Regions from separate parts of the Homo sapiens genome. Here all the other regions are linked to region 3. The links are chromatin loops, found by intact Hi-C in ENCODE. Cell type or tissue: Panc1. All regions are shown on one strand. Region 1 has its middle 57 kb from the start of LINC02103. Region 2 has its middle 190 kb from the start of LINC02103. Region 3 has its middle 380 kb from the start of LINC02109.

What was found. A loop is a pair of places that touch in the nucleus more often than their neighbours do. Peaks named below come from ENCODE experiments on the same cell type or tissue, not always from the same donor. Only the 100,000 strongest peaks of a DNase experiment are listed, where the experiment ranks them.
Region 1: a loop joins it to region 3, with 5 times the contacts of the local background. A loop is called at or near these places in 21 of 110 quality-filtered maps.
Region 2: a loop joins it to region 3, with 4 times the contacts of the local background. A loop is called at or near these places in 14 of 110 quality-filtered maps.

What each region holds. Positions count from the first base shown.
Region 1 is chr5:28,343,035-28,347,034 of GRCh38, reverse strand. No RefSeq gene overlaps it. Among named protein-coding and RNA genes, the nearest start is that of LINC02103, 57 kb to the right of the region's middle. In Panc1, CTCF peaks have their summits at 1,843 and 2,044 (motif pointing left); a DNase peak (open chromatin) is centred at 1,984.
Region 2 is chr5:28,471,885-28,475,884 of GRCh38, reverse strand. No RefSeq gene overlaps it. Among named protein-coding and RNA genes, the nearest start is that of LINC02103, 190 kb to the right of the region's middle. In Panc1, a CTCF peak has its summit at 2,175 (motif pointing left); a DNase peak (open chromatin) is centred at 2,144.
Region 3 is chr5:28,764,595-28,768,594 of GRCh38, reverse strand. No RefSeq gene overlaps it. Among named protein-coding and RNA genes, the nearest start is that of LINC02109, 380 kb to the left of the region's middle. In Panc1, CTCF peaks have their summits at 1,444 and 1,658; a DNase peak (open chromatin) is centred at 1,874; H3K27ac peaks cover 1,402 bases.

The sequences.
Region 1 (4,000 bases), 420 kb after region 3:
GGAGAATCGCTTGAACCCAGAAGGCGGAGGTAGCAGTGAGTTGAGATCGCACTACTGCACTCCAACCTGGCCGACAGAGTGAAATTCTGTCTCAAAATCAATAAATAAAAATAAAAAATAAATAAATAAATAAAAATAAAAATAAATAAATAAAAATAAAATCCTTAAGTTCAGAGTAAAAGTGAAATCATATTTGCTGAGGCTTATGTGGAATAATTGGAATAATTGAGTTATTGAATAAGCTTCTTCTAGCAACAGCATTATGGTGCTACTTACTAAATTTGATATATAATCTCATTTAATTTTATGAGGGGACTTGAAATTTGAGAAGTATTTATTCCATTTAATAAATAAAATTTATTCATCTCAGATTTTCAGCCTCAATAACTATGAGTATTACTAAAAGTTTAAAGCATTAGTAGTTCTTGATAATTTGAAAACCTGCAAATGTTGCAGTTTATAGTTAAGGCAAATATTAACAGTCAACTACATGAAAATATAGATGATAAACTTGAAGAAAATTAATATAGATGACAGATAAAAACTATAGTGAAAGTTAAAATTATTATTTTAAAAGCTAAAAAAGTCAGGTCAGAATACTTTTCCATTGTTGACTTTGCTTTATTTAGCAGGTTGTGCTTTGTTCAGATGGTATTTGAATTGAGGTGGTATTTTCTAGATTATCAACATCTGTTGTTATCATGCTATTTGAAAGGTAATGATTGACAGAGATAGAAAGCAGATTGCCAGAAAACCATTATTTATAATATTTTAAAATAAAAAATAATCAGAAAATTATTTCGCTTACTAAATTTAAATAACATTAACTTTTAGAGATTTAGAAAAAATTACTATGTTTTTGTATTTTGAATAAGCACAATACATGACCTATTACTTTAAAAATACATGCAATTATATACAAGATGTTTTACCTAACATGTAAGAAAAATTTTATTCTTGGTACTTTGCCAAAACTATACCAGAAAAGAAAAATAATGAGAAAATAACTTACGTTTTATTGCATAAATTTTCTTATTAGGGCATGCATTATATATACCACTTTCTTTCATGTAACTCTTAATGTTCGGTAATTATAATCACTTAAATATTCCAAGTAAAGCTAATCACTTCAAAATGTTTTTTTGTATCTGTTTTCTTGATTAAATAATAATTAATAAGAAAATTATGTACCTCAAAATGTTTAAGATCATTTCATTTAAATTAGGTCGGGCACAGTGGCTCACCCCTATAATCCCAGCACTTTGGGAGGCTGAGGAGAGTGGGTCAGTTGCGACTAGGGGTTTGAGACCAGTCTAGGCAACATAGTGAGACCTCGTTTCTATGAAAAACACAAAAATTAGCCTGGTTTGGTGGTGTATGCCTGTGTTCCAGCTACTCAGGAGGCTGGGGTGGGACAATCACCTGAGCCTGGGGAGTTCAAGGCTGCAGTGAATTTTCATCACACCATTACACTCCAGCCTAGATGACAGAGTGAGACCTTGTCTCAAAGATAAATAAATAAATAAAATAAAGGAAAAGATATCTAATTACTTTTAACAATGTTGTATATTTTATTACTACTTAATTTCTGTTATGGGTTGAATGTGTATGTCCCCCTTTAGAAGTGTTATAGGCTCAACCGTCAATATGTTGGTATTAGGAGGTGGGGCCTTTGAAAGGTACTTACGTTTAGATGAGGTCATGAAAGTGGAGCCCTCATGGTGAGATTAGTGCCTTTATAAAAAAAAAAAAAAAAAGGAAGAGACACCAGCTTTCTCTCTCCACTATGTGCTGACAGAGCAAGAAGGCTGCCATCTGTAAGACAGGAAGAGAGTCTTTACCAAACCAAATCATCTTGGACTTTCAGCCTCCAGAACTATGAGAAATAAATTTCTGTTATTTAGGTCACCCCGTCTATGGTATTTTTTTATAGCAGCCTGAGCTAACTAAGACAGTAATTTTCTCCCACCATCCGGAAACAGCTGGCTTGATAGAATACTGAAATGTTCGCTTGAAGACTGAGTTACAGCACCATCTAGTGGACAATACCTTGCAAGATTGGTGTAGGGTTTTTCAAGAAGCACTATATGCTCTGAATTAGTATCCAGAATTAGTATCCAAAATTACTATTGTGTCTGTAAGGCTGTTTCTGCACAAAATTAGCATTTCAACTGATAAATTAAATAAAGCAAATTTTGCCTTCCCCAATGTGGGTGGGCCTCATCCAATCCACTGAAGGCCTGAATAGAGCAATACGCTGAGAAAGAGAGAATTCATTTTTCTGCCTGATGGCCTTCAAGATGGGACCTCAGTCTTCTTCCATGGACTCAAGCTGGAACTTCTCCATCATTAGCTCTCTTGATTCGCGAGCCCTAGGAGTGTGAATCTTGAAATGTCTCAGGCTTAATAATAACATGAGACAATTTCAAGTGTGTATATATAAGTATACAAAAATGTAGACATATACATATATATATATTTCTCTGTGTGTGTATATATGTGTGTGTGGGTATATATATGTATGTGTGTGTGTGTGTATATATATATGTATGTGTGTTTGTGTATATATATATATCTAGCTATATGTCTATATCTATATCTGTATAGATATATATAGATATACAATTAACCCTTGAACAATGTGGGGCTTAGGGGTGCTGACACTCTGTGAAGTCAAAAATTCATGTATAACTTTTTACTTTCCCAAAACTTACTATTAATACCTTACTGTTGACCAGAAGTCTTACCAATAAAATAATCAACATATTTTGTATGTTATATGTACTGTATACTGTATTCTTACAATAAAGTAAGCTACAGAAAAATATCATTAAGAAACTCATAAGGAAAGGCAAATATAATTTCTATTTATCAAATGAAAGTGGATCATCATAAAGGACTTCATCCTCATCATCTTCATGTTAAGTAGGCTAAGTTGGTCTTTCTGTCCCAGGGGTGGCAGAGAATAAAGACGTAGAAGGAAAGGCAGGAGAGGTAGGTACACTTGGCATAACTTTATGGAAATACATCATAATTTTATCTAATTTTTTGCTTTTTAATTTCTCTGAAAATGTCTCCATTCTGTACCAATCCTTCACTGTTTGCTTTACTTTCAATGCCCATGTCATAGAATGGTCCACATCATAAAAAAAAGTTAAAACCAGTCTTGAATAATTGGGACGCTTCTACCAGATTGACTAGTGTGAATGCGTTTCCTGGTACTGCTTCTTCTATGTCTTCTTTCACATCATCTGGCATTGGTTAAGAAGCATTCATTTCCATTATGACTTCTATTGTTAATTCCTTTGGTGCAGTGTCTGTTAGCTCTTTCAAAAATTATCAAATCAGGCCAGGCACAGTGGCTCACGCCTGTAATCCCAGAACTTTGGGAGGCCAAGGTGGGCGGATCACCTGTGGTTGGGAGTTCAAAACCAGCTGGACCAAGATGGAGAAACCCCGTTTCTACTAAAACTACAAAATTAGCCTGGTGTGGTGGCACACGCCTGTAATCCAAGCTACTAGAGAGGCTGAGGCAGGAGAATGGCTTGAATCCATGAGGCGGAGGTTGCAGTTAGCCGAGATGGCGCCATTGCACTCCAGCCTGGGTGACAAGAGCAAAACTCCGTCTCAAAAAAGAAAGAAAGAAAGAAAGAAAATTATCAAATCTTCTTTTTGTTTGCAAAAGATTCTTCACCTTTAGATCTTTCACCTTCTTTTTGCTTTAAGTTGTCATACAATGACTTTGCCTTTTCTCAATTCATCGTAGAGTCTATAGGTATGCCTTTTTAATAGCAATCTTGCACCCCCATAAAAAACTGCATTTTCAATACAAGATAAAAAGTTATTTCACAAAAATTACGAGTTTTTTACACCTGCTAGTGTAGCTACAGCAATAGCATCACTAATTTTCAGTTTTCTTTTTTCTTTTTTTTTTTTTTTACAATGGTCCTTGCACTGGAAATATTTATCTTGAAATGGCAGCAACCACAGCTGAAGACCT
Region 2 (4,000 bases), 290 kb after region 3:
GGTTACAGAGCTGTAGCACATGCTTTTAATTCTTGCTAACCAAAGTATGAGCCATGGACAAGCAGCCTTGGTATAACCTAGGACCTTATTAGATATACAGAATCCTGGGCACTACCTACCAGGTACTAAGCCAGGATCTACATTTTTCAAGATCTGCAGGCAATTTATATTCTAAGTTTGACAAGCAATATTTTAGGTAATATATTAACTGTCTGTTGCAGTTGTAAAGCTTTACCACAAACTTACTGGCTTAAAAACAATACAAATTTATTTACTTACAGTTCTGTAAGGAACTGTAAAAAGATTTATTTTCTGTAGAACTGTAAGAAAATAAGTCAGGCATGGGTCTCACTGGGCTACAATAAAGATATCAGCAAAGGTGTTTTTATTTGCAGAGACTCTAGGGGATAATTAGTTTCTTTGCCTGTTTGGCTTCTAGAGGTCATCTACATTGCTTGGCTCATGGCCCTGTCCCTCAATCTTCAAAGCTAAAACTATTGCCACTTCTCTAACCCTTTATCTGTTGTCATATCGCTCTTTCATCACAGCTGGCAAAGGTTCTCCGATTTGAAGAACTCACTCATGTGATTAGATTGAGCTAATGTAGATAATCTAGGATAATTTCTTCGAGATCTCTAAGCATAATCAGATCTGCAAAGTTCGTTTTTCTATGTAAGAAAACTTATTAACAGGTTTCATGAGTTGCAATGTAGACATTTGGAGGCCCATTATTCTGTTACAATAAACTGTTACAAAAAAGGGATTGTTTCAAAGTACATAGAAAGCTATTTCGTATTCTGTTTGTTAATAATCCAGGTGAAACCGCGTCCCTTTTAGAAAAGGCCATTCAATTTAGGGTAACAGAAAGGTTTGAAAGTTAGGAATTAATGGTATTTAGAAATTAATAAATATAAAAATAATTATATTTAATAACATTTAAGGGTTTTCTACTTCCAAATAAGCAACTAATTATATAACTCATTAAATGTAACTTGGCTGGAATCTATTCTATGTAGCTCTCAAAATTAAAGTACTTGACTGTCCTCATATGGGTTATTGTACATAATGAATAATTTCTTGGAATACTTAGATGCAGAATATCTGTGTAGGTTGATCTGTGGTGTCATCAGCATTATCAGTGGCATTCAAATGTTAAGGACTTATGAAGACACGTATTTAAAATTCACACAAATTATCCTGGCTATCAGATGGAGCAAAAGCCTTGAAATAAGACATGCAAAAATTTTCTGAACATCCGTAAATAAATGATCACCAAATTCTTAATGGTGTCAGTTAACTATTCTATCGCCCTTCTGTTTTTCTCCCAGCAAACAGTTCTAACATGGCCTTCTATTATCCTTTCCTTCTTCACTGTATCTAGCTTGACTTTCTCCAGTCCCCTGGATACACCATTACTTTTCCCCCTCTGTAGTGGTGTTTTATTCTTTTTATGGTAAATCAATTTAGTTTAGCTCAGATTCACATAATTTTCCAATGAATCCTTTATCTCATTCAATTCAGCAATTCCCTGGAGCAAAAGGGCAAACACAAAATCATTTTAAATAAATGAGAAGTTGTACAAAAGGCTGGGAATGCTAACACATTGATATTTTCCTTTCTCTCACATATGTAATTGCTAGCTTACTAACCATAACTCTATCTCTTTCCCTTCTTTAAGATACCATAAAGAAAGTTACAATGACATAAATGTATTCTATTTAGTTTTAACATTGTAAATCTGTCACATTTTAGCACATTGCTAGTAAATTATTCTCAATATACATTAATTCTGGGCTTAGCTGCATTGAGGAGTTATTATTGTTTTACAGCAGATAATAATTTCAAAATAATTAATCAATAATTAAAACTAATAAATAGCCACACATACTAAAGGGTGACATTTGCCCTAAGTATTCCCTGAAGGTTGATGTTTATTTATTCCCATAGTTATGTTAATGTGGTTGACATAGCTTTCCAATTGCGTGAAAATCCAAACACGTATGAGCTCATTTAAAATACCACACATCAATAAACAGTAGGATGAACAACAATTACTAAAGCCTATAGTATTCCCTGAGTCAAGGGAACTATTGATATGTCTGTTCAGCAATACCTCTCTTAGAAACACCTTACACATAAGGTTGTTCTCTCTCACTACAATATTCTTCTGCCCTCTGGCGGTATCTGATAAGAAAGGAAGGCTGATTGCTCCAAACTGGGCTAATCAGATTATCTTTGCCTGGAATTTAGAAATGGGATCCAAAGAAAATATCTGCATAAGGTAGAAACTATGGGAGGTATAGGATGACCCGAGTCTATCAAAGATAAGAAGAGTGCTGCAAATCCTCATGCAGGGTCTCTGCTTGAAACCAAGCAGCATCCCCAGTCTTGGAATTGGACAAAAATAAATTACTTAGCTTGAGTTAGTTTTTGTTGCTTACATTTATGTCTTAACTAATTTAGTAGGTCACATTAGCAATCTCTTTTTTTTAATAATTATAAGTGCTGACATTTTAGTAAGTACTTTGAGTTTTAATGACTCCTTGCCATAAGGTAGTATCTAAATATTCATAGGAAGCTTAGCATTTGATTTATTGGCCAGAACATTCAACTGGGAGTCCGATCTTGTCTCTACGTGCAGTCTTACGAACTATTGCAAATATGAATGTGGGAGCAACATTACTGTTTTCTCCCTCAAAAGGACCTCCTGTATTTGACAGAGTAGATGGTAACTTCTCATAGTACTAGAACAGTGCATACAATGTCATAGTCTCAATAAATAGTATAAGTAAATATTGTTGTTTAAGTGAAAAATTGAATAAATAAGTGCACAAAAGAATAACTTATGGAACATACAAGTTGGCCTATTCAAGAAAACTGCCTGTATATATTTTTCTCTTCTCAGTTTCTGAACAAATTGAGAAGAAAAACAAAGCTATGTTCAGGCCAAAATATCATGTTTATGACGCATAAAGGCCAAGATGAAGAGCATGGACTTGGATTTGTTTGTTAAGTAGGTTTAGCGAGGCATACTTAGCCACTCAGTTTCAGACAGTGTAGAAACAGATAAAGTAAATTCTATGCCATGGAGTAACACAGGAAAGCTTTTGCTAGCCACGACAAGGTGTGATTCCAAGGAGAAGAGGGCTGAGCTGAGTTGAGTAAGCACAAAGAAAAAGTAAGATTTATTTTCACCATCTTTCTCTCACCAAGAATCCATTTATGTGCCCGTGGGAAAATGATCACTTCTGTTGAGAATGCACAGAGCAGAAGACAAACAAGGGAAACAGGATACTAGGATTAGAGCAAGAACAGGAGAAACTGACGGATAAGATCATTGAAGGAGCATGGAGCCATGTCTGGCCTTGTACACTATTGTAACAACATTGGCTTTTACATTGATGGTGTCACATATATTTACTTTAAAAGGACGTGAAACAGCAACTTGAATACAAAGATGTGTCACCAAAAATGACACATCTTCTGTCTGCCCTGTATTTTAATCTCAAATGACAATGACCATTTCAATAGTGCCACCTTGTTGATCTCCCCATAAATTCTAAGACATAAGTATGGAAAGAAGTTGCATGTGAGCCACATCAAGTTAATTTTATATATGAAAACTAGTATGATTTGGGAGTTTAGGATCATCATCAGCATTTGATAATTTCCAATGGAGGTTGAGGTGAGTACCTTTTTTTTTGTGGCTACTGCTTGCATTTGAGAATTAAAGTTTAAATATAACCCCTTAAGTCCTAAACACTTAAAATCCCATCCTTAATCAAGGGGCGAGGAAGCATATTTTTTTCCACAGATTTGAGAACAGATTATTTTAGGACAACTATTTATTCTACTACAGAGACATATAAAATATTTTTTTCCTTTAGAAAATCATCATTACTAAATTCCCAGTATAGAGGGGATTTTTATTACTACATAAACCACTCATAAGAAGGGTTCAGTAGAATTCCAGGTCACTGTTTCTAAACTGTAACTTTTA
Region 3 (4,000 bases):
GTATACCTTTTTTAAAAAAAGCAATATTTGGAGGCCAAGGCGGGCCAATCACGAGGTCAGGAGTTCATGACCAGCATAGTGAAACCCTGTCTCTGCAAAAAATACAAAAAATTAGCCGGGCATAGTGTCAGGTGCCTGTAATTCCAGCTACTCAGGAGGCTGAGGGAGGAGAATTGCTTGAACCTGGGAGGCAGAGGGTGCAGTGAGCCGAAATCACACCATTGCCCTCCAGCCTGGGCAACAGAGCGAAACTCTGTCTTAAAAAAAACAGGAGACAATTATTATAAATTGTAGTGTAAAGTTTACACCCAAGTCAGTTGCAGAAAGCTTTCATATTTATAGATGCATTGCTGGAGGCTTCTTGAATACTGGTTATAGTTATAGCCATGGCTCTTTGTTGTACCTTATTTTTTCCAGGCACATAAATTTTTATGTATATTCTTTATGTATGTTAAATCCTAACAAAACAAATACAGATTAATTTTAAAATACTAATTGGTTCTGTAATAAAGTAAACCTATTATGATTCACCTGCATAGAAAACTAAAATCCTAAATAGGATTCACAGAATATTATTTTTCAATGAGCAAGCCGAATCCCAGTAGTCTGCCTGAATGTTCCATCTGTGGCATATACTAGTTGTTTGCACTTGGCAAAGTTATTTTGTATCTCTGAGCCTGTTTTGTGATTTCTACAAAACTAATAGTAAAGGAACGCTTATCATCTCATTGTTGTGAGGATTCAATAATATGTGATATGAAAACTGCTTTACAATGTGGCTTATGATTATGATTATTATTTTTATTTAAACCATACTGTTAATTAAGAATGGAACTGGAACTGCTCTTGAGCCTTCCTGCTTCACAATGTATCCCTCACTTCTCTAACACATTCTGCTTTTAGGTTCCTCAAGGGCTCTGTGCAATTTAGTTTTATTTTCAGAATCATAAATCATCTCTGTCAAGCCTAGCATGTCTAGGCAAACATCCCATTATGGTGAGATTAAATTTTAATTTTTTGGAAATAAAAAATATCCAACAAGAATAACAACCTCATTAGATAAAAATGCACCTCCTGTGAGTTTGTGTCAATAATAAGACTAAGGATGTGATCTGCACTCTAGAATATTAACATATCAACTCTACCAACCAACAGTTATCTTCAATAATTTCATTTAAAAATTTTCGGTATAATCAGTTTTGAAATGTTTGTATGTGAGTCTTTCTAAAACAATATTTGACAATATTCTATTTCATATCTGAGTACTCTATTTTACATTTGTTTCTGAGTTTATCTACTCTAGTTTGTATTTCATTAAGTATGGTAAACAGCAAGGTATTGCTGCACCAAACAAGGTATTTCAAGAAGAAATAACTGAGAAATGAATGTGCAATTGGGTAATCAGAAAAGAAATAGAATGTAATTTCTTCCCAGTGTATTTTTTCATGACTACTTATGGTTTCTTTTGAAGCTTATGTAGAGGTTTTGTAATTGTATGACAGTAAAAGCAAATCTTGGTTTATAACTTAGGGTTAAAAAATCCTGATTGTGTTCACACAGTAACCAATTGTCTGTTTGTCTATTTGTTGAGTTTTTATGGCCTTCTTTATATTCACAGTATTAAATTTATTGTGGTACAAATGGATGGTTAAGGCAAGCAGAAACGCATACTTGTCTAATTTAAATATGTATTTGCTTTTATTTTCTATTACATTTCAGCTCATTAATTTAATTTAGTACATTTTCTCCTGTGCAACTAGAATGTTTATTAACGTGCTTATAACACATAAATGAGCAAGCCACACCAAAATATAGATTTTTTAGTTAAGACTTAAAATTTCCACCAGATGGCAGCCCAACCCCTAAAATGCTAGAGCTTACTAGAAACAGTAGAATGAATATGAAAATTTAATACTTGAGTGTCTGATAAAATAAAATGTTTTTTAATCTCTTAAAAATTAGTTATAATATATTGAATTATATTTAAGTTATTAAATGGGTAGGTATATAGGTATGTTAATATTTTGTTTTTTAGTCTTGATCTTATTTCACATTAAAGTTAAGAAACAGTAAATAAAATTTTTTACTAGAGACTGCATATTGTTTTCAAAAGTAAATAATAACATTAAACAGTATGTTTTCCTGAATGATGCACAAATTTCAAAATATTAGTTATGTACGTAAGGATCAGTGAAGGCAAGTCATATTAATTATGTCGACGTACAGATTTTTTTTAAAATAATACACAATTGATAAGCGCTATCTCTCTACTAGGAAAAAATAAAATAATAAAAACATTGATAATTTTAATAAGACATGCTTTTTGAATATAGAGGCAGAAATTAATTTTAGTGCAAAAACTATATTTAGTTTGGGGAGGAAAGAGATATTTTTATAGAGGGGATAATGCTTTATCTGGGCCTCAAGGAAGGTAAAATCAGTATTTATACATATGGGAAAAGGGAGAAAGCTATTCAGGAAATGGAGACCAGTGTATGTAGAGCCAAGGGTGTGAGAAGTGTCCTGGGTTGTTTGGAAAATGTGTAAGTTTGGGAGTAATCAGAAAATAAAATGAGTGCATCAAAATCAAGAGACAGAAGAGAGAAAAATATGGTAGATGATGATTATGAAGGCCTTGGAAACATACTAAAAAGTTTTAAAGCATAAACTATTTTAAATAAATCCCATTGCATATTTTAAGCAATGAAAGATTAATTGGGAAGCTGGAAAATCAGAGGCAAATTGTGTGCCCTGGGAAACAGTTTATAGAGTCTGATTCAAACAATAGGATGGAAAATGAAATGAAAAGAAGGTGACAGATGAACAAATGCACATTTCATTGGCGACTTCTTGTTATACTCCTTCAGTCACTAATAAGGAACCAATGCTTGCTCTTGGTTCCCAGGAAAGTGCCAAAGACTGTCCTGGGTTATTGTTTATCCCTTTTGCCTGTTTTAATGAACAATAGCAGTATTATTTTGGTAAGGGAGAAAAAAAGTATTTCTGAGATTTTTAATTTGAGAGACAGGACCATGATTGCTTTAACCAAGGTAGAGAATGCGTAAGTAACAAGCTGAAATGATGTTAAAATGAAGGAAGGGAAGACAGTGGTAGTTATCTTAGATTTGATATATTGATCTTTGGAAAGACAACCTAGTTGTTATAGCTAATAAGTAGTTGGGAACACAGATGAGACTGAAACTTTATAGAGATCTGGGCTGTAACAAAGATTTGACAGTCAAATCTGAAAAGCAACCTTTTGGGAGTGAATGAGGTTGTCAACGATAGTAGTAGGGAAGTGAGTAAGGAAGGACCCCAGAGAAGGTTGACACTGAAGTAGAAAGAAAATACATACATGCACACATTAAATAATATAACATTAATACTATTTAATGTGTATTGAGGATTTATCATCGCTCAGATACTCAATAAAATGCTTTAAATTTTAAAGAATATTGTGTCCTCTAAACAATTCTCTGAGGCAATATTGCTATTCCAATTTCACAGATGAGGAAATAGGTACAGAGAAGTTAGAAAATGTGGACTAGATGACACAGCAAGGATGTGGTAAAGTCAAGTTCTAAACTTCTATTATCTGATTCTATACTTTGAGCTTTTCTTCTCCAGGTTGTACTGTCTTTTAGGATAAAGTTCTAACTTCTCACATATTTTCCTTCCTTAATAAAATGATGAATTACATTGACAAATGATAAAGCATGCTTTCATTTTTGCTATACACTCTAGTTGAGAATATTATATTAAGCTTTTGGTATTATAGTTCCCTCCTTCCCTCCCTTCCTTCCTCCTCTCTCTTTCTTTTCTTTCTTCTTTCTTTTCTCTCTCTCTCTCCCCCCTCTCTCTCTCTCTTTTGTGTTTCTTAGGATTTTTACCTCTATATCTGTAAGTAAGACTTGGTTAATTTTTTTTTTTGCTTGTTTGCTTTTTCTAGAAGATGTTTGATAAAAGATTCTGGGAATGTAGACTGTCCTTAAGTCTTATA